Linked DNA regions of Homo sapiens: region 2 is linked to region 1. Evidence: chromatin loops called from intact Hi-C (ENCODE). Cell type or tissue: endothelial cell of umbilical vein. All regions are shown on one strand. Links, peaks and the distances in the headings refer to the core of each region. The heading gives the core; the rest is flanking DNA.

Region 1 (16,444 bases), core at 5,517-13,516:
CTTTCATACCCTAATCTGGATCATGAGCACTTTTCCAGCCTCATCTTTGTGTCTTTTTGTCACTCCAGCCTCTCCCTCACATTTTTTGTTTTGCTTCTGCTTTGCAAAACTAGTACTTGTGCTTCAAAAAGGCACCATTTTTTTTAAATGTCCCCCTAGCAAAGTGCCTGGCACATGGTGGTTAATACATAGTAGCTGTTGTGATTTCATGAATAACTTTTTAACTGTGAAGAAGCTTCTAAATACAAATTCCTTCAAAATCTAGAATACCAAGCTAACAGAGTATCTTTTTTCACTATTTATAGCATCTCAGATTTAGTTGTGAGGCAGAAAAAGCCAGTACTGATTTTTATCAGAATTAATATTTACGGTATCTCAGAGGTAATTCATTGTTTCACTACAGGAGTCGCATCTGAAATAAAAATGTCTGATGGCTGTTAATGTTGTGTAACATATAAGGAAAGCATATATTCAAATTTCAGAGATAAGTGTTGACCTAGATTATTTATTTTTTTCACTAAGGATGAATAATTATAACAAACTCTCATATATTTTTATAAAATTGCATTTTATTTATTAAATGAAATGCTCCCACTTTGGAAAATCAGTAGCAGTAGCAGTAAGGCACGCAGTGGTAAGAAGAGTGCGTTTGTGAAGAAAAACAAAGGCAATGCACTATTTTGAGGGGATACTTCACTTAGGTTACATTTAAAACAATAAACAGAAACCTGAACACTTGCATAAATTTGTTTACATTTTAATTTTGCTCTGTAGACACTGATCTTTCTCTGATTTGACTCTAAAAGGTGTCTTATCTGAGTGAACTTTGGCCAGGGTTTTTTTTTTTTAAATAATGTTATTAGTCAAGTATTTATTAGTCAAATATTGAGGCAAAGTAATGTGGGAATACAATACAAGCATCAGACAAAGAGGAGGTTAAAGAGAATTATAATAATAATGAGTAGTGTATGAAACATTACTACTTGGATAGAAAAACTTAAATACAAAAATCCTAAATTGGCCTTAAATAATGCCCTGAAGTATATGATTGATAGAACCTGGAGGAATTTGGTATTTGAATGTTTTTGAAGCCAATATTTTTGAAATTTTAGCTGTTTAGTCAAGGGCTTTTTTATTCTGACATTCCTTAACCATTCTGTCTTTCCATTTAAAAGAAATGTCTGTGTGACATGTCTTCCTGGTTTTTTTTTGTCCTTTGTATTAATGCTCCAGTTTGTTTTATACTATATTTCTTAGCCCCCAGATTTATCATGGGACATCACTGAAACCAGTGGTAGGGTCGTTTGTGACAGCCTAACAATGTGAATCTAACTATCTTGATATTTAATTTATGTCTTTCTGAAGGATTTAACAAGTTAATTGTGTATATTCTAGGTGTGTCACGGGGTCCCAGCCCTGTCAGCCTTGGAAATCAGGATACCTTACCTGTGGCAGTTGCCCTTACAGAATCTGTTAATGCCTACTTTAAAGGAGCAGATCCCACCAAGTTAGTTTTTAAAATATATGCATGTATGTGTATGTATGTGTGTTGGGTGGAGGAGGTGGTGGGGCTTGGTGGTAAATTTTAAGAATTACATTTTGATTCTGTGTAGATTACAGTTTTCTGTTGTTTATTTACCTGCTTTTTTGCTATCTAAGGTAGTCATTTGATGATTGCATTCAATGTACATTCATTCATCAAATACTTGAGCACCTATTATTTCTAAGACTCTGTTACATGTGCACTGAGGATACTTTAGTAAACAAAAGAGTTCTCTCCTGAGCTTGCATTATAGTGAGGGAAAACTAAATATCAAAGAAACAGCTGTATGTATTGGATATTGATACACGCTATGAAGAAAAATAAACCAGGGTTAGAGGCTAGAGAATAACATTAGATAGAGGGCTACTATTTTAGATAGAATGATCAGGGTAAACTTTTTTGAGGTTAATTTAAGCAGGTAGTTGAAAGACATGGAGGAGCAAGCCATGCAGATATCTGAGGAAAGTATTCCAGGAAGAGGGAACCAGTGAGTGTAAGATACCAAGGTAAAAGCATATTTGGTATATTCAAGAAACAGCAAGCAAAACCATGTCACTGAGTAGGAGTAAACAGGAGAGTACTTGAAGATGAGTCCGGAGAGGTATGAGACCAGGTTAGGCATTGTAGGCCATGATAAAGAATTTGGAATTTATTTTGAGTAACATGGAAAGCCAGTGGAGGCTTTGAGCAGAGGAATGATGAAATTACATGTGTTTTCAGAGGAGCGCTGGTTGCTGTATGGAGAATAAACTGGGGGCAGAGGGTGCGGTGGGCAGTCAGAATTGATGCAGAGAGAAAGTTAGAAAATTAATTACAGAAGTCCAGGTGAGAGATAATGGTGGCTTGTATAAGGGTATTAGCAGAGCAGGTGATGAGTAGTAATGAGATTCTGAATATATTTTGAGAACAGAATTGTCAAGATTTGTTGGAGGCAAAATGCTAAGTTTGAAGTTTAAGACATCTTAGTGGAAATGTTGAATTGATACTTGGATACATGATTCTGGAGTTCAAGGGGTAAGTCTAGGCTAGAGATAAAATACTTGGTAGTGTAATTAGTTTGTAGATAATACTCAAAATTAGTGGCCTTAAGGAATAGATGGAAAAGAGATCTGAAAACTAAGTCTTGATTCCCTCCAGTGTTTAGAAAACAGGAAGATGAGAATGATTTAACAAAGGAATTTGAGAGAGCAAGCAGCAAGAGAGGTGAGGAGAGAACCAATAGACCCGTGTCTAGAAACTAAGTGAATAAATCATTTCTTGAAGGCAGGTGTGAACCTGTATCTGATGCTGCTTGACAGGTCAAGAAAAATTGACCATTGACAATAATTGGTGACATTCACAAGAAGGATTTTAGTGGCATAGTGGAGATGAAAGTATGCTTTGAGAGTGTTCAGGAGCCGAAGGTGATGCAGTCTAGACAACTATATTTGGAAAGAACAAATGCAGTTATTTCAGGATGTTTTGGTCTAAGTGGGAGCAGAGAAATGGAATGGTAGCAGGAGTGAGGTGGTGGAATCAAAGGAGGGTTTTATTTATTTTCATTTTTGTGTTTTTTAAAAGATGATATATATTTCAGCATGTCTGCCTGCTGATGGGAAAGATCCATTATTTATGGAAAAACAGGACTTGCAGAAAAAAGAGGGAACAATCACATGAATGAAGTCCTTCAGTATATAAGAGCAGATGAGTTCCAGTGCAGAATTGCTGGGATTGGCCTGAGGTGCAGAAATTGATTATCTGTTGAAACAGTATGGACTGCAGAATATATGGATAAAAAGTTAGGTAGATTTACTAGTGAGAGTATGAGGAAGTTATTTTTTTATTTCCTCAGTGAAATGAAGAGCACAGTCATCAGCTAAGAGTTGGGGGAAGGACTATTGCAGGTTAGAGATAAAAGGGGAAGCTAGGAAAAGACCAAAAGAAGAATAAATAGACTTGGGAAATGTGATAGGATTACCAAAGGGGTCCAGTTGAGAGTTTTGGCTATGTAGTTATATGTTTCAAAGGAAGAAAGAATAGAGGGTTGGAAGAAGCAATGAGGAGCAAGGGCCTCCTTGCTACCATCACCATCACCAGGCCCAGTGCTTTTTGGGGTTTGGGAGGGAAAAATAGCCACAACTAGGTATAGCGTTATGAGGAAAGCAATATCCTTCCAGGGAGGGAATGGTTATCACAAAAAAGTGAAGGAATATTATCAGTGTGCTTGCATTTGTGTTTAGAGTTTAATTCCAGGAAAAGATGATGCTAGATGAGTATACTATTTCATGTATATAATTTTTAAAAATTAAATTGAAAAAATAATCTATAGTTATGATAAAGGATATAGATATACACACATATAGGTGCGTGTGTGTGTGCGCACGTGCACGCGTGTGCCTTTTTAAACCAAATACTTTAAATAGAGATTAGAGCATTTTATTTAAACACTTTTCAAAATCCCTGTTTTAGGTGTATTGTGAAGATCACTGGTGATATGACAATGTCATTTCCAAGTGGAATTATTAAAGTCTTCACCAGCAATCCAACTCCAGCTGTGTTGTGCTTCAGGGTGAAAAATATCAGCAGACTAGAGCAGATTCTTCCAAATGCACAGCTTGTGTTCAGGTTTGTGTACTTTTTGTTTTGAAGGTTGAAATTTCGTTTTAAGATTTTCTTTCCTGCTGTGCACAGTGGCTCACGCCTGTAATCCCAGCAGTTTGGGAGGCTGAGGCAGGTGGATTGCTTGAGCCCAGTTGTTCAAAACCAGCCTGAGCAATGTGGCAAAACCCCATCTCTACCAAAAAAACAAAAAACAAAAAACAAGAACAAAAATTAGCTGGGCATGATGGTGCGTTCCTGTAGTCCCAGCTACTCAGGAGGCTGAGGTGGGAGAATCGCTTGAGCCTAGGAGGCAGAGGTTGCAGTGAGCCAAGATCGTGTCACTGCACTCCAGCCTTGGTGACAGAGCTAGACCCTGTCTCAAAAAAAAATGTTTTCCCCCTTCTTCTTTGAAATAATAATATTCAATTTGAAAACCATACCAAAATTATTCTTACTAAACACCTTTCTGCTGTCTTTTTATTTTGTTTTCAGTGGTGCTAATAGTTATTTTAAGATTCTTTTCTCTCTCTCCATCTTATCTTTCAAGCAAGCTTCTCCTGTGTTCCATTCTTCATCCCCTGATCTAATTTTCCTTCATCCCACCTCTTGGTTTATTTCTACTAGTTTTTCCTGTGTCACCAAATTACTACACAGAGGCAAAACATAAAGATAAGTCAATAAAATAACAAATATATTTTTTATATATGTAGTGATCCATCACAATGTGATTCCAACACAAAAGATTTTTGGATGAACATGCAAGCTGTTACAGTCTACCTCAAGAAGCTGTCAGAGCAAAATCCAGCTGCTTCTTATTATAATGTAGATGTATTAAAGTATCAGGTGAGTGTCACGACATTGCAAAAATTCTAAATTAAAATATTAAAAAATGGAATCTAGCATATAAATGAATAAGTATGTCATAGCCAAGTGAGTTTTTTCCCAGAAATTCAAGGATGTTTTGAAATTAGAAAATCTGTTTATAAGCCAGTGGAGATTTTGACCAGTTTGGTAAAATTCACCATTTATTCATGATTAAAATACTGAGTAAATTTAAATGCATAAATTTGTCCTTAAGCTGAAAAGACTAGCAGTATCAGTCTTAACAATGAAACTCCCAAAGTAATCAATTAAAGTTAGGAATGGCAAAGATGCCCATTAGTAGATCCTGTTAGTATATAAGAGTTTTCTGGATGTGTTAGCCAGTACAGTCAGGTAAGAGAACAAAATAAGCATTAATAAATACTGGGAAAGAGGAATCAAAATTATTATTGCTTACAGGTGATATATTCCTCTCACGAGAACCAATTGAAGAACTATTTGACATAAGGACATTTAATATAGGTGGTCAGTTTAGTAATTAATACCAAAATTAATAACTTTCAAAACCAATTACAAAAACTAGTGGAGAAAAATATTCACAAAGAACAATTAGGAAGAAACACAACACAATCTCTAGTGACTTGAATATGGAAAGATTCATGCTGTAGAAGTTTAGCTGTTTCTCAGTTAACTTATACATCTAATATAATACTGATCAGAAACCCAGTAGAGTTACGTCTTTGTGTTTGGAGGCTTGACAATCATTTTCACGTTTCTCTAGAAGAATAAAGCTTACAAGAATAAGTCAAGAATTTTTTATTTTAAAGAGATGGAGTCCCATTCTCTTGCTCAGAATGGAGTAGAGTAGCATGATCACATTTCACTGCAGCCTCAAACTCCTGGGCTCAAGCAGTCTTCCAGCCTTAGCCTCCCGAGTGACTGGGACTAAAGGCACAAACCACCGCTCCTGGCAAGAAATGTTTTAAACAGTAAAGTGGAGTAATGTTTTAGCTTTAATGGGAAAGCTTAGTATAGACAGTATTTAAAATAGTTTGGAACTAACGCAGCAGTAGATGGCCAGATGAAGGAATAGATTAGAGTATCCAGAAATAGATCTAAGAATAAATGGAAAATTGTTTATACGACATAGTAGCATTTCAAGGCAATGTGGACGTGATGAATTTTTCAAAAAATGATGTTGAGGATAGCAAGCTAGACACTTGAGAAAAAAATTAAGGTGAATCCCTGTTAGACTTTTAGCCAAAGTAAAATCCATGTGTATCAAAGGTTTAATAATAATAATAAAAGATACCATACCATAAAGGTACTAAAATAAAGGCATGGGTGAAGATACAGTTGACCCTTAAACAAAAAGGATCTATAAACTATGCAGGTCCACTTATACGAGGATTCTTTTTAACCAAACACCAATTGAAAATGCAATGATTGTGGATGCAAAACTCATGTATAAACAGAGGGCCAACTTTTTCTATATGTGGGTCCCACAGGGCCAACTATGTTTCTTGAGTATGCACAGATTAGTATATACACAGGGGTCCTGGAACCCACCCTCCCAAGTATGCTGAGGAACAACTGTATATGTATTTCTCTGTGTGTGTATATATGTAATACATATTTATTACATATTTTAATCTTGAAGTACAGAAGACCTAAGTATGATATGAAACCCAGAAGCCATGTAAGAAGAGAATGAGATATTTGATAAATAAATGTGTGTGTTTATAAAATATTTTGTTAAACCTTTAAACACAATCAGTATTTAATCTGTGGGAAAAGTATTTACGACACATAAGATGAACCACAGGGCTTACCCCAAAGAGCCCTTGTAAATTTGTAAGCAACATGTGAATAACTCAATAGACAAATAACCTATGGAAAGATGCTTCATGTCAGTAGTAATGAGAGCAGTCAATACTAAGATAACAATGAGGTGTCAGTTTTAGCCCATCAGATTTACAAAAATGAAAGTTCGCTTTATCCAGTATTAAGAAGGTTATGATCACTTGTTAATAGGATGCAAGTAAAACCTCTTAGAAGGCAATTCTGTTAGATTGTTGAAAGATGTAACCTTTAATTCAACAATTCCACTTCCAGAAATCATCAGAAATACACAGTTGGATGAAGATAAGGCATAAAGGATATTCGCTGTAGCATTGTTTAGAAAGCACCTAAGTACATACACATCAGCAGAGGAGGAAATTAATTACTATAGCCATTAAAAAGAATGACATGGATCTATGTTTGCATATGCCTGAAGAGTCTGGAAGGATATATGCCAGGATTCCAAGGGATAAATTTCCTACTTTATATTTCTCTATTTTTTTAGTTTTTAATAGGGTAATTTTATTAAAATGGCTTGTTTCTAGAAAAATACTTAAAGAACAAAAAAGTGCTGCCACTTAAATTGACTTAAAGTTTCTTACAGGTGTTCATTTATTCAACAGATGTGTATTATTCAGTGCATGTAATTGCTGGGAGTAGGACAGGGAGACAGTAAAGATCAGTAATATTCTATGGGCTGGACTTTGTTGCTCTGGTCTATAATCCCAGTACTTTGAGAGGCTGAGGCGAGAAGATTGCTTGAGCCCAGGAGTTCAAGACCAGTCTGGGCAATAAAAAGAAACCCCATCTCTACAAAAAATGTAAAATTCTCTGGGTGTGATGGCACAAGCCTGTAGTCCTAGCTAGTACAGAGGCTGAGGAGGGAGGATTGCTCGAGCCCAGGAGGTTGAGGCTGCAGTGAGCCATGAGCATGCCACTACACTCCAGCCTGGGCAACAGAGTGAGACCCTGCCTCAAAATAATAATCATAATATTCTATGTTAGAAAATGAGTGGTATGGAAAAAAGAAAAAGTATAGACTAAGGTAAGGAAGATTGAAAATACAGTTTTCAGTGTAAATTTAAACAGAGCAGTCAGAGTAGGTCTCCTTAAAAAGGAGCCATTGGACAAGGAGCTTAAGAATTTGAAGGAATTATAACATTTACTGTGAGTCATGTGATTAAACATTTGAAGTTGGAAGCATTCTAATTCCAACTTGTGGTACTACGTGGTGACCTTTTTTCTCGTGTTCTAAATCTGAATTCTTATAATGTATGAAGAATCTTTGAATTCTGTGTTGAATGTTGGAAGATTCGCAAACTTTACACGCATAATTAAGAATTCCTTCATAAAATGCTGATTTCTGGGCCCTGTCCCTAAGCTGTTGAATCAGATTTTCTGCAGTTGGAGCTAAGGGAATGTGTGTTATAAACAAGCACCACAGCAATTTTGATGTAAGTAGTAGTAGGTCCCCACATTGAGAATGATCCTTACTCCTTTGAGATAGGTCTGCTTCACTCTGCCAACAGATAGTCCCCTCATTAGATATTTTTGATTTTGTGGACTTACATGTTCAAGTGTCCATGTCATTAACATGACTTCTTAACTTTTCAGGCCAAAAACAATTGTTTGTTCTTTTCTCTTTAAAGGTATCATCAAATGGTATTCAGTCCACTCCTCTGAATCTTGCAACATACTGGAAATGTAGTGCTAGCACCACAGATCTTAGAGTGGATTATAAATACAATCCAGAAGCTATGGTGGCACCTAGTGTGCTTTCCAACATACAGGTGGTGGTACCAGTGGATGGAGGAGTAACGAACATGCAGTCCCTTCCCCCTGCAATATGGTAAATTAAACATACGTTTCTGAATTCCCACTAAATTTTTGTTGCAATCCCCAACTTCTAGAACCCAAGTTCTGTAAGTTTTCTTAGAAGTTTGAAAAATTTTTGTGCCTTTTTCCATAGAAACCACGCTGTAAAAGATGCAGTTCATTTTACTAGTCAAACCATAGTAACCTTAATCAAAAATAAACAAAACTAGTTTTGCTCTAAGTACCACCCAGACTTCAATGATTCCATACTAACTTTACCATTAGGCAGAGTGCTTGACCTCTCTAAACTTCTTTTTTTTTTTTTTTCATTTAAAAAATACAAATATTTTATGGATTAAATATAGCATCTGGCAAGTCTATAGGAACAGGAACACCTATCTAATTAGTGTTTAATAGTATTAGTTACTGCCATCTCTTAGCAACTTCTCCTGTCCCCTCTGTTAGTATTAGTATAGACTCTAACCGCTCTTTATAGTTACTTCATCATTTAATAACATGTGTCTTCCTTGACTAATGAAGGTACTGATCCCTATACACATTCCATTTTACTTTCTCTGACCAATAGGAATGAGAAGAATTACATAATTTGGTAAACTTCCATTAATTGAAAAAGATACAGCATTATGTTTATACTATATCATAAACACATTTTCACCAGTTAATACTACTTAAACTTAGCAATATATTTGTTGTAGTGAAAATATTTAAAATACACTTATTTATTGAGGTCCCATTCATGTATCAGGTACTATACTAGACACAAAACCTGAAGATATCTGTTCTTATTGCAGGAATGCAGAACAAATGAAAGCCTTTTGGAAATTGTCTAGTATTTCAGAAAAATCAGAAAATGGAGGTAAGTGTGTGTGTCCTTTTTTATTTATAAAATGATGTCACTGAAAATTGATTTTTTTTTTTTTTTTAAAACAGAGTCTAGCTTTGTTGCCAGGCTGGAGTGCAGTAACACAATCTCAGCTCACTGCAACCTCCGCCTGCTGGGTTCAAGCGATTCTCCTGCCTCAGACTCCTGAGTAGCTGGGATTACAGGCACGTGCCACCACACCCAACTAATTTTTGTTTGTTTGTTTTTTTTTTTAGTAGAAACAGGGTTTCACTATGTTACCCAGGATGGTCTCGATCTCCTGACCTCGTGATCTGCCCACCTCGGCCTCCCAAAGTGCTGGGATTACAGGCGTGAGCCACTGCGCCTGGCCATGGGTGCACCGTTCCTGGAAGCACTGCAATACCTTTTTTAAGGGAAAGTTTATGTAAAGTTTCCTCCTGGAATTTCATGCCCTCAGTTCTAGAAATGACCACTAGGTGGAAGTTAATACCTTTAGAATGGACCAGCTGAGATTCAGAACACATTTGTTCATCTAGATTGAGTATGTGTTCTCTATAAGAAAAAATTTATTTTGCCATAACTTTATAAATATTATGTAAATACTTCTTATATTTACATGCTAACATTAAGAAACTATACCTAGTAAATTTAAAGAAATAGAACTCTATGTTCCATGTAGGTAACCTGATAACTAATTGAAACTGATTTAACACAGTTTAGTTCATTCTGTTAACGGGATTCTCCTGACCTCCCAGAAATCATGTAGACGCTTCCAGGCTTTAAAAAGCCCCTTGCCGTCCCGGCACAGTGGCTCACGCTTGTAATCCCAGCACTTTGGTAGGCCGAGGTGGGTGGATCACTTGAAGTCAGGAGTTCAAGACCAGCCTGGCCAACATGGTGAAACCCCATCTGTTTTAAAAATACAAAAATTAGCTGGGCGTCATGGTGCACGCCTGTAATTCCAGCTATTCAGGGGACTTAAGCATGAGAATCACTTGAACCCAAGGAGGCGGAGGTTGCAGTGAGCTGAGATGGTGCCCCTGCTCTCCAGCCTGGGTGACAGAGTGAGACTCTGTCTCAAAAAAAAAAAAAAAAAAAAGCCCCCTTGCCTTCTGCAGTTCTCTAAAAGAACCTTTTTCCTGTCCATTTCCCCCTATTAAAGCTAACTATCAGCAGCATTCAATTTTCTGATGATTATTTTAAGGAGAAGCAAGTTATGCTTCTCTCACTAAGTACATCTGTTTGTGTTCATAATGCCAAGGAAAAGGCTGTCCTAGCTGATCACTTCTATAACTCAACTTACAATAAGGATGTAATTCTTGGGACAGCCAAGTCTTTAACATAGTCTTATTTTCTCTTAATCAAAAGAGAATTCTTCTGCCTTCTTTTGAATGCATAATTTTAGTCTACAATAACTTTTCTGCTTGTTTTTTTAGGGTTTGGTTTTGTTTTGTTTTGTTTTGTTTTTTTGAGACAGAGCCTTGCTCTGTTGCCCACTCTGGAGTGCAGCGGCATGATCTTGGCTCACTGCAACCTCTGCCTCCCAGGTTCAAGCAATTCTCCTGCCTCAGCCTCCCGAGTAGCTGGGATTACAGGCACCTACCACCACATCCAGCTAATTTTTGTATTTTTAGTAGAGACAGGGTTTCGCCATGTTGGCCAGGCTGGTCTTGAACTCCTGACCTCAGTTGATCTGCCAGCCTCAGCCTCCCAAAGTGCTGGGATTACAGGCATGAGCCACCATGCTCAGCCTAGTCTCCAATAACTCCTCTATTTGATAGGTTTTTTGGCTTTTCAAATGTTGCTGAGCTTTTTCTTTTTGAATATTTTGAGCATAATATAAAACATATCAGTAGCTTTTCTCATAGATATTTCTGTAGAAAGGACCGTAAATATGTCTGTGTTGTTTATTCATTTACACCTGCCATGCAGAATAAGACTTTTACTGGAGAGCCATACATTGGGTGAAATAACCAAGCAAATCTTCAGTTTCTTTTTTGCTGTTTGGTACTTATAGGTTGCCCACTTTCAGCTGGCCAACTGCATTGACTTTAACCCTAGCTATTAATATATAGCTTTTTGTGAGCCAAGCTGAAATTCCTAGTTTAAATTGAAGTAAACCAGCAATCCTGTTTGCATTAAGGGCTTATAACCAGTTTAGAAGGACAAAAGGATCTTTTTCCCCAATATAATGAAACTATACTATTGTAAATAATTAACAAGAAAGAAATTTGTTCTCTCAAAAATAAGACACAGGCTGGGTGCAGTGGCTCATGCCTGTAATCCCAGCACTTTGGGAGGCCAAGGCAGGTAGATCGTGAGGTCAAGAGATCGAGACCATCCTGGCCAACATGGTGAAACCCTGTCTCTACTAAAAATACAAAAATTAGCTGGATGTAGTGGCACGTGCCTGTAGTGTCAGCTACTCGGGAGGCTGAGGCAGGAGAATTGTTTGAACACGGGAGGTGGAGGTTGCAGTGAGCCAACATCGCACCACTGCCCTCCAGCCTGGCGCAGAGACTCCGTCTCAAAAAATAAAAAAATGAGATACAAATTTTCTAACCAGATTTTAAGTTTCCCTCTGCTATTCAGGTATCAGGTGTTTCTGTGAGGAAATGGAAAAATCTTATAAATGTGGTTTTTGATGTGGTTAGTCAAGCCTTTGAAAAGAATATCCAAGGCCAGGCATGGTGGCTCATTCCTGCAATCCCAGCACTTTGGGAGGCTGAGGCAGGTGGATCACTTGAGGCCAGGAGTTGGAGACCAGCCTAGACAATGTGGCAAAACCCTGCCTCTACTAAAAATACAAAAATTAACCAAGTGTGGTGGCACGTGCCTGTAGTCCCAGTTACTCAGGAGGCTGAGGCACGAGTCTAGCTTGAACCTGGGAGGCAGAGGTTTCAGTGAGCCAAGATTGCACCACTGTATTCCAGCTTGGGCCTTAGAGGGAGACTCTGTCTCAAAAAATAAATAAATAAATAAATAAATAAATAAATAAATAAATAAATAAATAAGAATGCTGTAAAATAGGCTGGGCACGGTGGCTCACACCTGAAATCCCAGCACTTTGGGAGGCTGAGGCGGGTGGATCATGAGGTCAGGAATTCAAGACCAGCCTGGCCAATATGGTGAAACCCTGTCTCTACTAAAAATACAGAATTAGCCAGGCATGGTGGTGTGCGCCTGTAATCCCAGATACTCAGGAGGCTGAGGCAGGAGAATCGCTTGAACCCAGGAGGCGGAGGTTGCAGTGAGCCAAGATCGTGCCACTGCACTCCAGCCTAGGCAACAGAGTGAGAGACTCTGTCTCAAAAAAAAAAAACACAAAAAATTCTGTAAAATAGAAATCTGTTTTCTGTTGCTGACTGTGTACTCAGAAGAGGGACAGGAAATATTTCTAAGGTGATTGTCAAGGTTGTTGCTCTTGGTCTATGGTAGAACTTTTGCACAACCAAATTGGTTATCAAGAATTGTAAAAGTTTGAGGGCCTGGATAGTAATTAAGAATAAGGCAGCAGTTCATCTCCACTACTGATCTATGCCTCCAGGCATAATAATACAAGTTGGATCAATGTTGTGACATCCTATTCTCCATTTCTCTGTGTAGTGTTAAGCTTCTGTGCAGGGGATCACAGGATCTTACTGCTAGTACCTAGCATTTCTGTCCATTTGCTCTATCCAGAAACCTGGGAACCCTCCTAGACTCCTCCTTTCTCATTTCTTGATTCCAACTCCTAAATATCTTTCAAATAACTTTCTTAATATCTTTCCTTTTTATTAGCCCTAGTTCAGATCCCCCTTTCCTATCATCTAGAGTCCTAAACTGTTTTGACTTGCAGTTGGTCTCCCAACCTTGCATCTTGTGCTTCTCTTCCCTTTTGAGACACTAATCTGAAATGTTCTTGTCTTCCTTATCTTTGGTGACTTCCCATGGTTACATCATGAATTTCTTACCATGGCCTGGCCCATGCTACCACTCTAGTCTCATCTGCCACTCCCCTCTACCTGTATCCTGTTCTCCTGCTAATCTGATATAGATGCTATTTCGTTAAATGCATCATGCTCTGTCTCTGTATCTTTGGTAACTTCTGCCTAAAATACACACCATCATCCCCACCACCATTTATAATTTTCAGCTGAGATAGGTGCTTTTGTGCCTGTAGCTCCTCAGAGCTCCTTTACAGCATTTATAATATTCATTATAATTATTGGTTTACTGTTCCTGCCATTCCATTAGACTGAAGTATACTGAATAAATGGTGATGATACTAGAAACAAAACACCTCAGAAATACCTACTTGGCATTATGTTAGACCAGTAAAACTTTAAAAAGAAAAGTGAATAGAAAATAGCAATGTTATACAACTCTTCCCAACCGTAGTTACCTTTCCATCTTTACTTCTTCTACTACTCAGTAGTCATTTCTTTTTTAACTTTATGCCACCTATATCCCTCCTAGGGTTTTTCTCTGGGCTGTCCTCAGTTACTTCCTTCTTCTCTTTTGACTCGCCTCAACATGCATATAGCATAGGAGTCCAGTAGTTAACATCTCTGAAGATTAGTATTGAGTCAAAGAAAAGCATGGGTTATTTACTTAATGAAAATTGATATTCACTAAAAAATATGAGATTTGGAAACAGGATAATAGTTTGTTTACTGTGCACATCTAATGAATGTAGCACAGGACTGATGTAGTTTAGCTTACTTGCTCATTTGATTCTATTTTGTTTGAAATGTATTTTACCCTGTGTAAGTGCTTTATTCTTTTCTTTGTAGGTTCTGGGTCCCTCCGAGCAAAATTTGATCTTTCAGAAGGACCTAGTAAACCCACGACACTTGCAGTACAATTCCTCAGCGAGGGAAGTACCCTTTCAGGAGTAGATTTCGAACTTGTGGGCACTGGCTATAGGCTTTCCTTAATAAAGAAGCGGTTTGCTACTGGTAAGTTAGGAGATTTCAAACTTTTTAATGTACATGGGAAACATTTGTATTCTAACAGTTATTAAAAAACTGTCAAGCAATTTATAATCTAAAGACATGGAAATTTTTTCTTTAACCCTTGGTACAAGGTGCCAGGTAGAGACACACCTGGGAGAGAGTTCTTACGGTCAGTATAGCTGAACACCTGTTATCTGATTCTAATGTACTGTAAATAGCAGATGGGAACTAGAGTTTTGTATTGGTAACCACAGTGGAAAATGTCCTTAGAGTGCATTTGAAATTGTAATTGCAAAGGTCTGCTTGGCGTTTTTCAGGACGATACCTGGCGGATTGTTGATGGACCTGGGAAAGTGATGTGGCTTCAGGGATTACAAACCTGCCATTCTGCATTATCTGTTCTTTCCAAACACTATTTTAACTTGTATGATGTCTTTCAAACTTAGACATATTTGAGAGCTGACTACAAACATTAAATCGCACTTTTAAAGTGAGTCATTGAAATAAATAGTACTGAAATGATTCTCTATGTTGTAAATGATCAACTACAATATTCAGGAAGCACATTTATTCAGATTCTCAGTAAAAATGAAGTTTTTGTAGGATTAATTTTTAAATTATTTCCAGTGTCTATGTTGAAAAAAAGGGTTATAGTGTAATATCAGGCCTAAAGTTTCAGAAGAGCAAGCACAAAGTAATTTAGCTTTCCATACATTTTTAGAGTCAGAGATAACTTTGAAATTTCATAAGTTTGATATTCAGTGGATACAAATAGAACATGAATTCTAAGTTTTGGGTAATGTTAACTCAGAACACTTAATCAAATTGAGCTATGTGCCATAAGGTAATCAGACCAGAGTCCAAGTTGTATGCAAAAAATCTATAATTTGATTCTCATAAACATATTAATAAAGTATAAGTGATGTTTTATATGATTTTTAAAAAAAATTCTCAAGTGCAATGTGTTTTAAAATAAGCTTGCAAATGACAGCAGAGACATTTACTTCTGCAGTTAGTTAACTTTATAGGAGTTGTGATTTTTTTGATGAATTAATGCTGTAGATTTAATTTATTTTTATATGGAATTGCATAATGTGTGCCTTTTAAAACAATAACAAAAACCAGAGATGTGCCTATACAATTTGTGTTCATTAATGTGCCTCACTTTTTTTCTCAGTCTGAATCTTCTGTTCAGAATCTTACAGTGATCAAGCATTTTTATAAGATATTTGCAATTTTTGTAAATATTTTTGGCCTGCAACTGGGAAGGGGATTCAGAGTCATAAAGCCTAACTTAAGAATCCTGGCTCACTTCTTTGGTGATACACTGTAGCCACTAGAAAGAGAAATAAACCCAATGGCATGTGTTTACAGGAAGAAAGATTACCTTCAGATACTTGACATTAACCTCATCAAAAGTGTGTGAATTTTAAAACAAATTCTAAAAAAACTATAGTGCTAAATTGGTAACTGGTATTTTAACTCTCAATTTAGCATTTTCCTTGATACTTTATCATTGAAAATTTATGCATTTATTTACTGATTGTGTTGTGAACATGAGTTTTATGGTATTTTGTGAGGGATGCATTTTTTAAAAGATTAATTTTGGAAACAGAAGGAGAAGCACTGCCATTTGTTTTTATTTCAACAATTGGAAAAATTACCAATTTGTACATTTTAATTATTCAATTTCTACTTTGTAAAAATAGGGAAATTATTTGAAGTGATATATTTGGTTAAACATTTCTAAAAATAAACTACCAATACTAAATAGTAAGAAACCTAACTTTAGTAGCAAATCTTGATTAATTGAAGAAATAAAATATTTCGGATAAGGTTTCATAATTTACAAATGGGAATTTCATTTATAATAATAAATATGAGTGTCCTTTATTTGCCTAGTAGAAGTGATAAATTGTGTTATATATGATAATTTATATAAAACCACTAATTGTTCCGTTAAGCTTCACAGAAAATAAAACCTCTATTACTAGACATTTATGTAACATCTTGCTGTACTAAATACAGCAGAAAATCTAC
Region 2 (15,056 bases), core at 7,057-15,056, 87 kb after region 1:
TAATTGAGATTTCCCCCAAATATTCCCCCTAAATGACTTATAGACACCTGATGCTCATTTAAGTAGAGAATCTATTCTTAGGGTCGAGGTTCCGCGTCTGCTCCATCCAGGTCCTTACTGTGCAAGGATCCTCTTGCCGCATGTCCTTGAGGGGGTGGGGCCAAGTGGCATAGGTCACCCCATCCTCGTTGCTACTCCCTGCAGGTCTGCAACTGTGGCCCTCTGAAGGTACAGAGCTGCGCAGGGTGTGCATTTCTGACCGTAGTCACCCCTTGCCATGACATCTGCCTACTTTCACTGATCTAGCCCTAAAGACTGGAGGAATATCATGGAGGATGTTCCCGCCTTGTGCTGGACACCAGGACAGGTCTAGCACCTGGGTTTCTCAGAAGGCTTCCCAGCAGACTATGCATCCTGACCCTGTGTTCCTCTCACATCCACGTGGACCCATGAACCACCTTCCTCTGGAGTCTGATTTTGTCATCCGGACCTTTTCTGATTTTGTTGATCATCTCAGGATTGCCAGGTAGTGGTGGCCACTGACAGGGTCCTACAGTGCAGAGAAGAATGTCCAGGTCCCTTCTTGTGGCTTCTCTCTTTTCTCCCCAACCCCTCTTTCCTGAACCCCCACCTCCTGTGGTGCACCAGCGTAGGGGAGGCCACATGGTGCCATTTTTACCTAAATGTTTAGGAAGACATTCTTTTGAATTTTGGAAATCTTGAAGGGTTTTGAGACATGTATTTGCAAGTAAAACATGCAGGTTCCTGTTTTTCCATGTCACCCAAGCTTGTGGCTTTGTTTTGTTTTATTTTGCTTTTTATGTGCTATAAGTTGTTGAAATATTTTGGGGCTTTTTTGTTATCAGAGAACCTGGTAGTGTTCTGTCTGTAGTCTGATCCAAGTGAATATGGCCAATAGATTACCCTGCAGGATCACAGCACAAGCAGACAGATCTTTGAAACATGGGTTTGCCACTCTACCAAACTTTTGAAAAAAGACATTTAATCACACACACACAGCTTCCACAAAGCAATTTACTTCCAACCACAATGTGTTCAATCAAACGATTTGTTCAGAACTATATGACCACGCTTAGTTTCACTTCCCACCGCAGGTCTCTGATAACCTCTGAAAACTCTGTTTTTGTGGTTATACTGTCATTCATTATTCATCTTTTTAAACTATAATCATTTCAAAATTACAATTTTTAACGGGGAATGTGGATTGGTGGTTAAAAACAGGAAGCTTGATGTCTAAGTCTGAAAAGCAGTGAAAATATGTAAGAAACTCAGAAAAATTCAGAACCTGCCATTATTGTTGATTGTGACAGAGTGTTACCACCTGAGGACTCACTGAAAACTTGCCAGTAAAGAAGGATGAGGTTACTAACCAGCCACAAGTGAATGGGTATATAAACATGGTTGATCTAAAATCTTGGACTATATTTGGATGTTCACATGGACGAAAATTCAAGCAGTATCACAGACTGAACAGTGAAAAGTAAATCTCCCTCTGCAGAAGATTGTATTTTCCAAAGAGAAAGATGGTAATATTTCCTCTCCCAAGTGTTCTTCTGCAATGTGACCTTGACATTCCAACTATAGAAAGGAAGAATCGAATTCCCTTCCCTTTGTATCTGGGTTGGTTTAGTGACTTGCTTGAGCAATAGAATGAAATGAGAGTGATATTCTGGGACTGCCAAAGCCAGGTCATAAGACGCCTCACAGCTTCCACCTGGGACCCCAGGAGTACTTGCTCCTAAGACACTTCCTCTTGAAACCCAGTCCCCTGGCCGGGAGAAACCACATGGAAAGACACAGGTGAGTGCTCTGGTTGATGAGCCAGCGAAGCTCCTAGCATCAGCTGTCAGTCACATGAGTGAACCATCTTGATGTCCCACTCAGGTGAGCTTCTAGGTTCTGGCAGCCCTTGCTGACTGCCTGACAAAACTCAGCCAAGCCACATAACTGTTTTAAGCCACAAAATTGGGAGTGGATTGTTATATAGCAATAGATAACTGGAACACCCTCTCAGTTCTTCTGTCAAATTTATTTCATATTCTTTCAATGACATTTTATGCACAGACATTCAATGATGTGTATGTCTTTCCCCTTGCAAATAATGGCATAATAAGCACACTACAGTACTCACTCTGCTTTCTTTTTCAACCAATAACACATCTTAGAGATTATTCCATACCTGTGTATGTACAGCTGACTTGCTCTTTAACAGTGGAAGAGAACCTTATATTTTACCACCATAAGTTATTTAGCCAGTCCACTACTGATGGACATGTAGGGTTCCCCATCCCTGTACTTTGTTAGTACAGATAGTGATTCATTGTCTATTCTGCTAAAGTATCCTTTTGTAAGGTGTCTATTGTAAGTATGTAGGTTACATTCCTAGAAGATGTTTGTAGCTTCTTTAATTCTGTTGTACGTACATTTTGAATTTTAGTAAATATTGCCAAGCCCCCCAAAAAGAGGTTGTGTCAAGTTATACTCTTCCCCACTCAGATTTAAAGCTGTTTTCCCAGTGACTTGCCAAAACAATGCATTCATAAAGTTTTAAAAATGGTTTACCCTAGATTCTTATTCAAATTATGGATTTTATTGTGGAGAAGAAAATGAGCTTAAACTTTGATATCTATTTGATATCTTTGTATTGCTTGTTTGAGAAACTTCCAGCTATAATTGAATCACTCATTCTTGTCAAAATATTAAAAACTAAAATTGTATGAATTTGGGAAAGATGACATGAGCTACTAGGTAAAAAGGTGAGTTGAAGAAAAATAATTTTTTTTTTTTAGATAGAGTCTTGCTGGGTTGCCCGGGCTGGAGTGCAGTGGTGCAATCTTGGCTCACTGTAGCCTCCACCTCCTGGGTTCAAACAATTCTCCTGCCTCAGACTCCTGAGTATCTGGGATTACAGGCACCCAGCACCACACCTGGCTAATTTTCCTGTATTTTTAGTGGAGACAGGGTTTCACCATTTTGGCCAGGATGGTCTCGAACTCATGACCTCAAGTGATTTGCCTGCCTCGGCCTCCCAAAGTGCTGGGATTACAGATGTGAGCCACTGCACTGGGCCAGAAAAATCAAGTTTAATGAGATTTCATTTTTATGAGATGTGTGAACCTGCAGAAGTAAAAAATATCTGGAAGTAGATATACAAAGTGTTAGTAAGAAGCACAGTCCTTCCTAATTATAAACCACAGTCCATCTAGCAAACGAAACATTGCCTGCAATTTCCTGAAAGGTCACTGTCACAAATGCTTTGGAAGGAGGTGGCACTGCTCTCCAGACATGGCTGAAGAAAAACTTAGGTCAAAACAGGCAGTCTAAACCAAAAAGGGTGCTCTTATTTAAAAAAATCTGAATGTGCTAAAAAGCCATATATAAATAATTAGTGAGAGATTAAAATTTAAATTTGAGTAAATATTGCCAACCTCCCAAAAAATTAATTTTGAACATTTTGATAAAAGCACAGACCGAAGGGATGTAACCATTTTACAGGTCTTTGTTCTATTTATGCAAAATGAATTTAGGTCAATTTGCTTAAAGACTAATTTGCTAAATGACCGATTGATTAACTTAAATTTTTTAAAAAGTATTTAATTTTAGTTGACAAGTTTTCTTTTTTCTTTTTCTTTTTTTTTTTTTTTTTTTGAGATGGAGTCTCGCTTTGCCGCCCAAGCTGGAGTGCAGTGAGGCGAATCCCCTGTCTCAGCCTCCTGAGTAGCTGGGATTACAGGCGCGTGCCACCATGCCTGGCTAATTTTTGTATTTTTAGTAGAGATGGGGTTTCACCATCTGGGCCGGGCTGGTTCTTGAACTCCCAATCTCAGGTGATCCACCCACTTCAGCCTCCCAAACTGCTGGGATTACAGGCGTGAGCCATCACCCCTGGCCTAGTGGACCAGTTTTCATTTGTCATTGTGAACTGCATCTTAAGACATGTCATTTAATCTCTGATTCAGTCAGTTCCTTTTATTTGCTGCAATTGGAGAACAAGGATCAGAGCTGGGGGAGCCCTAAGGGAGACAGCTCCCATTGATAATGCTTGTGAAGACGTGCCCAGAGCTTGATCAGATAAAATAACTGGTACAAATAGTTCAATAAGATGGGGTCCTAAGGTTTCTTCAGTAGCCATTGCATCCATTGAGAACACCACCACAAAGAATTGGCCTCTGGATTTCCTTACTTAAGGGAATTAAGTAGCAGGAAGCTTTGTCAAAAAGGAAATAGCACATTGAATATATGCATTCTCAACAAATTAAAATAATTTCCTTTGTCATGGACCCCAAAGAAAAAAATGATTAATAACTTTGAAAACTTACCAGCCAGATTTTCTGAATTCAGGATTGAATTATTATTTTCTATATTTTTTCTGAGAAGTTGTGAATAATGTAAATTATCATTTTCATTTTTCTTTCTTTCCTTTTTTTTTTTTTGAGACAAAGTCTCACTCTGTTGCCCAAGTTGGAGTGCAGTGGCATGATCTCAGCTCACTGCAACCTCCATCTCCCGGGCTCAAGTGATTCTCCTGCCTCAGCCTCTCGAGTAGCTGGGACTACAGGCACGCACCACCATGCCCGGCTAATTTTTATTTTTATTATTTTTAGTAGAGACAGGGTTTCACTATGTTGGCCGGGTTGGTCTTGAACTCCTGACCTCAAGCCATCTGCCCACCTCGGCCTCCCAAAGTGCTGGGATTATAGGCATGAGCCACCGCACCCAGCCTATTATTTCCATTTTTCAAAGAAGGTATGTTCCACCCAGTACAAAGGGTAAAATTCTGGATAAAGCAAATGAATTAATAGCTCACCTTAATAACAAAGGTTGCTCACAAAGTTGGCTTGGTTAACAAATGTTTTTCAAGTTTCTATGCTAAATATTCTCAAACAACAATTGCAAGGGAAAACCATGTGTTTTTATTACATGTGACACCCTAACAGTAAAAATGAAGTTTGAGAATTAAAGGAAGAGCCTTACTTGACCACTGAGACTATCAGCCATTTGAGACCATTTAATTATACTGTACTGATAAAAAGTTTGGCATTAGTGTTAAAAGAATTTCTCTTATTTTCACCAAAGAAATTCCTGGATGGTATCATCTTTTATCTGATGCTTTTCTCTGGAAGGAGTAGTTATGAATCTCCTCGCTTAAGTTCTAGATTAATTGGACTATGTTTACACATGGGTGGTAGCATTGTGATTGAAAAGGGCACTTGGTTAAATGGAGCTCCTTTCTACTTCCTTCTTTTACGTGGCTGCTGCGTTAAGATGGTAAGATGGCTGAGCCTTTTGGCAGGTAGAAGGAGACCCAATCATCTTTTATGTCATCTCCCATTCTCCTCCACATATCTCTGTCCTCAGAGAGTCTGCATGCCCTGGCCCTCTCTGGTTATCACTTTTCCTATGCTTCTTTGAGGTCATGTTCAAGTTTAGGGGAGGCCTCCAGCCTTGACCATGCGCTCTAGCCAAGCTTACCTGAGTTCTGTGCATGGGGGCATTCTCTACAGCTCAAGCCCTATAGCAGTAAATTTGTTCTGTGCTTCTGTGCCTCTGTCTCCCATGGGGAAGTCATGGGGAGTGGTAGGGTGGGTGGCAGGATTTGGGTATTTCTTGGTCCCTGGCCATACCATCTCATTGCCACCTTTCCTGTTATTAGCCTGAAGTAGCTATCAAAGCAGGGCAAAACTACTTCCTTTAATGGGACTTTTGCTCCTAGAAGTGTTGAGATATCAGGCATAGAGAAATTGTCTAGCCATTAGACAAATTTCCCAAGTCTATATATTTAATGCAATAACACCTCACCACTACCCTAGGGGTTCTCACTCTTCAATCTGCCCAAGAATCATCTGGGGAACTTATAATACAAGTTCAGATTTATGTGCCTCACATCCAGGGTTTTTGATTCACTCATTGCCAATAGTGCTGAAAATCTGCGTTTCTAACAAGTACCACAAATTGTTATGATGTGGAAAATATTACTTCATTGAAACAGGTAGGAAACTCACCTTTTTATTTTGTCTTGGCAGTAAATCTTTTTAATATTCAAAAAAATTAAAAAGAATCCCCATAGAGCAGGGAGGGGAATGAAAAATTCAAAGGGCTTTTAAGATAAAACACAAAAATTCAGACTGCTGGTGGGTTATCAACTCCTATCCCCAGCAATCTGAAAAATAATTAGACAGTGTCTTCAGAAATGTCATATGTCTGACAGGAACAGCACAGGAGCCACCAAGCATTTTTAGAGAATGAAGCCACAATGAGACTCTAATATGCCACCTGGGTTCCATTTCAGCTCTGCCACTCTCTAATTTTCCCTCCATTTCTGCTTCAGATAGAATCCACTCATGAAAACAGAAACACAGCAGTGATTTTTAATGGTGAAATTAATCTGGGGTATTGGTTAAACAGATAGTAGAAGATTGAAAAGACAAAAGAGAAACATTGATGTAATAGGAAGAAGCCACCACTTCTAGGGCTGAGGAATCAATGCAAAGCAGTTAGGGTATCAGGGCTTAGAGCTTGGGGGAGAGACCCCTAGGGCTGGGACTGAGACCTCTCAGGAGGGCACTGTCCAGCTGGTGCTAGTACCTCTGAAGGGTACAATGAGAGTGGGGATATGGGGACAGACTGGAAACTGGACCCAATTGTGACTACCACAAGAAGCGTTGCTGGGTGAAATAACAGAAATAGCAAGCAAAACAGAAAACAGCAAATCCCTTCTCCCTCCTTCCACCTTGTAGCCTCCCTCTAATGCCTCCTGTGGCAATGCCTAATAGCAAGCCAGGTGAAATGTGGCTTGTGGAGTCCCAGCCCCATCACTACAAAACACAGTAGAGAAGGATGGATTTGGACCTGAGGGACAATAGCTTGATAACTACCACCATCTACCCCTTTGGCTACTCAGCATCCACACACAGCCTTCTATACATTATTTGCACTTGTATCCACAAACAAAAACCACTTTGTGCTTTGCATAACAAGATGAAACTGGTGTCCAAATAAAGATGCCCTCATCCTCTCCTTGAAATGGGAGATACAAACTTCCAAGAATCATTCATGCGTTCATCTCTGGGCAATGTTCATTCTTCTCAAATTTGGCCACAATCCCATCTGGATAAAGACTAAATTGTAAAGTTAACCACAGACAACAATATTTATGTAAAATAATAAGGGGAAGGAGGAAAGGCAGAAAAAGAAATTGATTTGTATACACAAATAAATATATACATAACAATTAAGGAAGAAGCTATGCAGAGCTGCTACCACGTTTATTCCTGCAATTGGCCATGAGTCCCTAGTTGATATTTGTAACTTTTTTCTTCCACTACTTAGTCCCTGTTTCCTTTGCCCTCATCAAGGCCTCAGTTGATCGGTTCTTTACCTGGTGGAGTGACGCAAGCTTTCTTTTTGGAAGAATCTGAATCCACAATGGTCCTGTGTGTCGGTCATTACAATTTTCCTTTAACTTTTATTATTGGGCATAAAAATATGAAGAGAGGTCCCAGAGAGTCCCTAGGTTCTAAATATAGTCCTTTCTGCTCCCATGATGTTGTAGCATCCTAGTTTCCTCTTGGTAATAAAGAGCAAGTATCCTGGCCAGGAAAGCAACCCCTTCTTTGCTTGCTGGTTCAGGGTCATGAGAAGCTCAGAATGGCCAAGTGGCAGTGTCACTTTTCTATTGTTGTGTCCCTTGGTACACAACAGTAAGACTAAGACCTCCCAGGTCAAAGTTGAAAGACAGTCAGAAAAAATAATGTGAGTAGATTATCAGGTGTGATAGTGAGAGGAGTCACTCCTACTTTCTCTCCTTAATTTCTAGACCCATGTATTCTGACAATGAAAGAAACAATGCTGTATATTGCTTGCTGGTTTAAAGTATGTACTTTATCCTGGAGATGAAATGACATCTATGGCGGATGCTGTGGAACACTGCTCAGATCCACCTTAAGACTGAGGCATTTATTCCCCCAACTACCAGAAGTGTTGCCTGCTGACCGTTCATACTACACTCCTCTCTGGGCATTTTCCTCAGCAGGAAAGAAGGCCGCCTTGACCAAGATTATGTCCCCTTCTTGGTGGCAACCTGCATCCAGTCGCTGGCCGATACGGGAATACAAAGGCCTGGCACCTTAACTTCAATTTGGAACAATTCTGAAGCAGCATTCAAGCTCCAGGAAGACCTAAGCATTCAGCTGAAGCCTATGTTGCAACTGCATCATAGTTCAACTTTTCCCTTTGTGCAATTTGGCTACCCTCACTCCCATTAGGCATTGTTTCCTAGAGCATTCTCCAACAAATCTATGGCATTCAAGTGACCCCCTCAGCATCTCTTTCTAGGGAACCTACCCAAGATGCTATCTAATCAGGGTGATATCTCCTTACTGGTGCTATAACTGAACCTTCAGTAAGCCATTCTACCATTCTTTTGGGCTAGCTGCTTCTGGATGATAGAGGATGTAATTATAGCAATGAATTTTATGAGCATAGGATCATTGCTGTACTTCTTTTGCTGTGAACTAAGTTCTTTGATCAGGAGCAACGTTTTGCAGAATACCATCATGGTGAATATAGCATTCTGCACACCATATACGATGATGCTGGTAGAAGTATTAAAGTGAGGGAGGGCAAATCCATAACCCAGAATATGTGTTTAGTTGAGTAAGGACAAATTGCTGCCCCTCCTGGAAGGAGTCCACCATGATCCAGCTGCCATCAGATATTTGGCTGTGATCTTCAGGGAATAGTGCCACACTGAGGACTCAGCATTGGTCTCTGCTTTTGGTAGGTTAGGTACTCAACAGTGATGGTAGCCAGATTAGCTACTAGTTTTAAGCTCATGCATCGCCTTCATGCTTTCATCATGGTAGCCTGCATCCTGTGTACATGGGCTTATCAAGGAAACACTGATGTCTGGGGGAAAAGACTGACTGATATCCACAGAATACACCAGCTTGTTCACCTGACTGGTAGAGCCTCCTTTGCAGTGGATGCCCTTGGGTGAGTGTTCACAGGGAACACAACTATCTTTACACTCTGTGCCCACTTTGAGATATCCTTATACTTGTTCACCATACTTCCTGTTACTCACATTCCAATCTTGTTCTTTCTGAGTCCTTGAAACCTAGGACACCACTCACCTCTGCCTATGAACCAACATCGATTGTATTATTGGCCATCTCTCAGCTCAGACAACATGGACAACCAAATGTCCTGCTTGAAGTTCTGCTCGCTAGGATTTCCATTCTACCCTATTTCTAGCATCTTTCAGGGACACTCCTGATGGGTGTCATAATGCTTCAGCAGTCCACTGTTGTGCAGAATAACGTATACACAAGACCTAAGATTTTTTCTCCTCAGTCATCTAGCTGGGAAGAGCTCCCTACTAGGCCATAGGTTTGGATTGTAGGAGAAGATGCCACACAGTAAGAGTAAGTGTAAGGCTCTGAACCGCCTGTTTATGTAGTTACTTGTAATTCTAGACCTGCTCATGTCCAAGTTCTTAAATACCATTTTTACTTGATAATGAATCACTGCTGTGCATGCTCAAACTTACAGTTGTGTGGGTCAGATATGCTCAGGTCATGATTGGCAGCTCAGGGGTCATTCAGTGTCCTAGGGTGATGCAGGGCCCAGTAGCCAGGGCCCAGTAAAGAATCATGAGCTGTGTCTCAAAAGAAGAATAGCTGCCTGCAGAAGCAGCATGGATTTTCTCTAAAACCCTGGAGGCCTGCGCTGTGGTTTTATCTATGATTACTCTGTACAGCATCACTACTTACCATAGATACTTTAAGTATCATTGTCTATTAGGGTTCTCCAGAGAAACTGAACCAATCGCATGTAGATATAGATACTGTTCCATGGTAAGCAGGTTTATGCAAACCTATCCTCAAAGGCCATGGAAGCTAAGAGGCTGAGGAAAGAGGCTGACAAATCCAGTTTCTCAGAAAGGAACATATAATAGGGACTTAAGAACAGAGGCCATGCTCCTGGAAGCCATGAGACAAGATGGTGGATCCTATACCATTACTCACCAGACCCAGAGCTTACATACCTCAGGGAAAGGGTATGTATGCTTCAGAAGGGATGTGTAGAACAATTGCTTAAGGTCAGGATTTATGGTAAGTACTATAACATTAAAGTTGTTTTGATCTAAGGGCAGGGCTTACAGTAAGTACATGCTCTCATGCAAGGAACAGTAGATAAAACAGACTTTTTTTTTTACTATACTTTAAGTGTTAGGGTACATGTGCACAACGTGCAGGTTAGTTACATATGTATACATGTGCCATGTTGGTGTGCTGCACCCAGTAACTCGTCATTTAACATTAGGTATATCTCCAAATGCTATCCCTCCCCCCTCCCCCCACCCCAAAACAGGCCCTGGTGTGTGATGTTCCCCTTCCAAAACAGGCATTTTAAAGGCATTCCTGGAACGAGTTAGACAGCAGTGAACACGGTGGGTTAGCATCTAAGAGGGAGTGGCTGTAGCCTCCACAGATGTATAGCTATATAGAAAGATATCTATTTAAATTTTGTTGACTTTTGGTGATGTCAGCCCTGTAAATATAGGATACAAGTTTCTTTTAGGACCACCACAGAAACTCTCTGGTTCTCTGACTGTGACTTGAGCTGAATTTAAAGACCTGAGCTTGTTACTTTTCCTTTTATAAGTATTGCAGGGCATTCTGAAGTGGCCATCTCCATCCCACAGAACTTGCAGTTCATCATTATTGTCATAGTGATTAAGTGTAGCAGCCAGTTGGTCCCCAAGGCATTTGCTCCAATAGGCAATTTTTCACAACCTACTACAGGTGCTATTTTTATTAGTTTTGATGCCACTTCATGCCATGATCTACTAATATCCCATGTTTCATTGATGAGGACTCAGCATTGTATTTGAGGCCAAGAATATGACCAAATCAATTCCAGAATCCCATCTTCACAGGTATGTTTCCTAACCCCACTGTGAATACGACATATCAGTCAGAATCACTTAGGGAAACAGAAACTATACCAGTTATTTTAATAGAGAGAATTTGGTATAGGAAATTAGTTTAACAGATACTGGAGGATTGAAAAGGCAAAAAATAAACACTAAGAACACTTAGACTTAGTGAAAGCAGGCTGGGGGAACAAAAGGAAGAGGTTGGGCTTATATTAGAAATCAGAAGCTTGGATAAGGGCCCTTGTGGAGCTGGGATGCAGCTCTCTGAGTAGAAAACGTCCTTCAGCTAATGCTGGCATCTCAGGAGCTTGGACAAAGAACAGTGGCTGGTGTTGGTTTCCCTGAAGGGGCACAGTGAGGCTGATTGGAGGGCAGGAGGAGGGTTCTGGAAACTGGAACTGTTACTGCCAGGAAGAAGAACTGTTGTTGGAGTGACACTGACAGTAACAGCAAGCAAAATAGAAACTGCTAAGTGCCTTCTCCTTTCTCCCACCTTGAAGTCTCCCTGTAGCACCCCCTATTGGCAAAGCCTAACTGGAGCAGCCTGGGAAAGGAAAAGTGTGCTTTGAGAGTCTGAGACAAAGAGAAGTTTAGAAAGGTGGGTTTGGAGCTGAGTCACCATAGCTTAATAATCAGCATAGTTTTCTTGACTGTAACCTGGTTGTTAAAAGAATGAAATTATGTCACCTATATTAAATGTATAGAATTACACCTGGTACATAGTAAGTATTCAATAAATGTTTCCCCTTCACTCATCAATTGAGATGATCGTGTGTTGTTTTTTCCCCTTCATTCTGTGAATATACTGCATCACATAGATTGATTTTTGTACGTTGAACCAGCCTTGCCTTCCACTTGGTCATGGCATATAGTCCTTTGAATATGCTATTGAATTCAGTTGGTTAGCTTTAAAAAAAAATTGCTATTTACCATCTAGACAGAGGTGGGGCTTTTGGAAGAAGCAGCTGAGTCAAACGGACCTTGAAAATGTAATTGGAGAACTTTCTGATCTTTCTGCTCTGAAAGCAGTTCCAGTTTGCATTCATGAGCTGTCTAAAGGAGGGTGATCTGTTTCCTCTACTCTCTCAGGCTTCCCAGTTATTCTTAGTGGATATAGCTAAAGGCAAATGGAAAACATAAATTGAGTGATTTAGAAGACAGTTTTGAGATCCTAGCTTTTTTCTAAATGTCAGGGATTGTTTTGACTGTTAACTTAGGAGTTAAGAACCTGAAAATAATGGCAGGCTAACTTACCAGAAATTTATAGTTAAAGAGAAAATCTGGCTTTCCTGGATCTCTGATCTAGCTCAGTGGGAAAAAGGGCAGCCTGTTCCTATAGCAACTCCACTCCAGCCTTGCTGCTCCAAGGCACATCCAGGAAGATACCTCAGGGGTCACCTGCTTGCTTTTCCATCTGTTTGGCAGTGAAGTAGGAGATTACAAGCCTTGTCCTGTAGCAGGGAGAGGCATTTTCATGGGGAAAAATGTCCTTTGGTCTCCTAGAAGCATTTAAGGTTAACCTGGGGTTGGGTTTCCTAAGATTTCTTGATGATGAATCACCTGAGGTCCTTCCCTTGGATATTTGGTTCTGTTGGTCTGAAATGGGAGCTCACATTTTGTCCTTTAAAAAAGTGGCCCATGTGATTTCTTTGTCAAGGGAAGTTTAGGAAGCCCTGCCTTAGGGCAAGACGGCAGCCCTCTCAATTCTGCAAAAGGAGCTAATATAATATTTAATTACTGCAGAGAGCATCGGCTTGAATAAAATCTGTCTAGGAAGGAAAGAAGGCTACAGTTATTAATCAGTGGAGGAAGAAACTCATGGGGCTGTTTGGAAGTTTTGCAGTCATGAATGACAGATAATGTTATTGAAAATTAAACTGTCTTCTCTACATCAACTTGGGTTTGGTTGTAAAACATAGTAGGTTCCAAAACACAGCTGGTTGTTTCACCTTGAAGACCAGGAACTGTGTGGCCACCATGGAGGGAGGGTCCGAAGCATGTGTCCTAGTGAGCCAGGTCATATCTGATGCTTATTCAACCACTGGCAGTGATGCAGTGCATAAAAAGGTTTCCTATGACGTTGTTCCTCTCCCAAAGCTGGAATTACTCCCCAAACGCAGAAAGCAAAAGGCATGTGGGGCTGGCCAGAAAAGAACAGGATCTCAGGGCTTTGTGAGAACTGTTATTAAAGTTTAAGTATCATCACAGCTAGGGGTTCTTGAAGTAGATAGGAATACACACGCAGTCAAGAAATAGGTGTCTGTCTATTCCTAATGAACTGAACCACTAGGTAAATCAGGTTAGACTCCTGTGCATGTGTGGATATATCAAGGGCCCCATTCACTGCTGGAGACCCTTGAGGGAGCTCTGCCATTTCTACAAAGTTGGGTAGGACAAAAACAGGGTCTTATGGCAGCGTCTTAAATTGCTATAGAAGAGTACCTCCTGGGGCCAAGGCAGGAGGAGCACTTGAGTCCAGGAGTTTTGAGACCAGCCTGGTCAACATAATGAGACCCTATCTCTACAAAAAATTTTAAAAATTGGCTGAGCATTGTGATGTGTGCCTGTAGTCCTGGCTACTGGAGAGGATGAGGTGGGAGGATCGCTTGACCCAGGAGGTTGAGGCTGCAGTGAGCTATCATTGTGCCACTGCATTCCAGCTGGGTGACAGAGTGAGACCCACACCCTAAAAAAACAAAACAAAACAAAAAAAAGAAAAGAAAAGAAAAAGAAAGAGAAAGATGGGCTCAATAAGTTAATTTTTGAATGTGTGAATGAATGAATGTGAATTAGAGAGACAGCTTGTCATTGACTTGCAAAACAGAGACCTCCACTTGTTGACAATACATGAGAAAACTTCAGGCTTCATTTCTCAGACCTTTATTCTTCTAAACAAGGTCCAGCCCTCTGTGTGTTACACCCTGTTAAGCACAAGCCCTAAGTTCTTCTATAACTAATTTGGACCTGTGATTCCTTGGTTCTCACAATCCTCTCCACTCTAAGAAGCAGGGTGAGCCCACAAGGAGCAATGGAGCAGGGCAGCGGCCGCTTGGAGGACTTCCCTGTCAATGTGTTCTCCGTCACTCCTTACACACCCAGCACCGCTGACATCCAGGTGTCCGATGATGACAAGGCGGGGGCCACCTTGCTCTTCTCAGGCATCTTTCTGGGACTGGTGGGGATCACATTCACTGTCATGGGCTGGATCAAATACCAAGGTGTCTCCCACTTTGAATGGACCCAGCTCCTTGGGCCCGTCCTGCTGTCAGTTGGGGTGACATTCATCCTGATTGCTGTGTGCAAGTTCAAAATGCTCTCCTGCCAGTTGTGCAAAGAAAGTGAGGAAAGGGTCCCGGACTCGGAACAGACACCAGGAGGACCATCATTTGTTTTCACTGGCATCAACCAACCCATCACCTTCCATGGGGCCACTGTGGTGCAGTACATCCCTCCTCCTTATGGTTCTCCAGAGCCTATGGGGATAAATACCAGCTACCTGCAGTCTGTGGTGAGCCCCTGCGGCCTCATAACCTCTGGAGGGGCAGCAGCCGCCATGTCAAGTCCTCCTCAATACTACACCATCTACCCTCAAGATAACTCTGCATTTGTGGTTGATGAGGGCTGCCTTTCTTTCACGGACGGTGGAAATCACAGGTATGGCGTGTCTACTGGGGGAATGCACTCCTTCTAGCCATCTCCGTCATGATCTGTGGCTGTTTGGTCCATGAATAAGGTGTTGGGAGACTGTGAATCTCTTCTTAGCCTGTTGCCCACGATGGCAGCCTTGGTTCTGTGAATGGTGCTTTGGACCATAATGTACCTGTGTTTTCTGCTCACATTTCAGGCCCAATCCTGATGTTGACCAGCTAGAAGAGACACAGCTGGAAGAGGAGGCCTGTGCCTGCTTCTCTCCTCCCCCTTATGAAGAAATATACTCTCTCCCTCGCTAGAGGCTATTCTGATATAATAACACAATGCTCAGCTCAGGGAGCAAGTGTTTCCGTCATTGTTACCTGACAACCGTGGTGTTCTATGTTGTAACCTTCAGAAGTTACAGCAGCGCCCAGGCAGCCTGACAGAGATCATTCAAGGG

What was found. Hi-C counts contacts between places; a loop is a spot of excess contacts. Peaks named below come from ENCODE experiments on the same cell type or tissue, not always from the same donor. Only the 100,000 strongest peaks of a DNase experiment are listed, where the experiment ranks them.
Region 2: it touches region 1 in a loop (9-fold over the local background); 5 of 110 quality-filtered maps call a loop at or near these places.

Annotation. Positions count from the first base shown.
Region 1 is chr5:73,073,347-73,089,790 of GRCh38, forward strand. It overlaps FCHO2 (FCH and mu domain containing endocytic adaptor 2), which reads left to right. Exons shown (of 26, transcript NM_138782.3): 20 at 1,396-1,507; 21 at 3,992-4,147; 22 at 4,834-4,966; 23 at 8,437-8,636; 24 at 9,415-9,479; 25 at 14,243-14,407; 26 at 14,722-16,444. The coding sequence ends at 14,744. Among named protein-coding and RNA genes, the nearest start is that of TMEM171, 39 kb to the right of the region's middle. In endothelial cell of umbilical vein, for the core only: a CTCF peak has its summit at 9,942 (motif pointing right); a DNase peak (open chromatin) is centred at 9,955.
Region 2 is chr5:73,159,253-73,174,308 of GRCh38, forward strand. It overlaps TMEM174 (transmembrane protein 174), which reads left to right and starts at 13,941. Exons shown (of 2, transcript NM_153217.3): 1 at 13,941-14,617; 2 at 14,808-15,056. The coding sequence starts at 13,992. The coding sequence ends at 14,913. In endothelial cell of umbilical vein, for the core only: a CTCF peak has its summit at 11,491 (motif pointing left); a DNase peak (open chromatin) is centred at 11,479; H3K27me3 peaks cover 1,356 bases.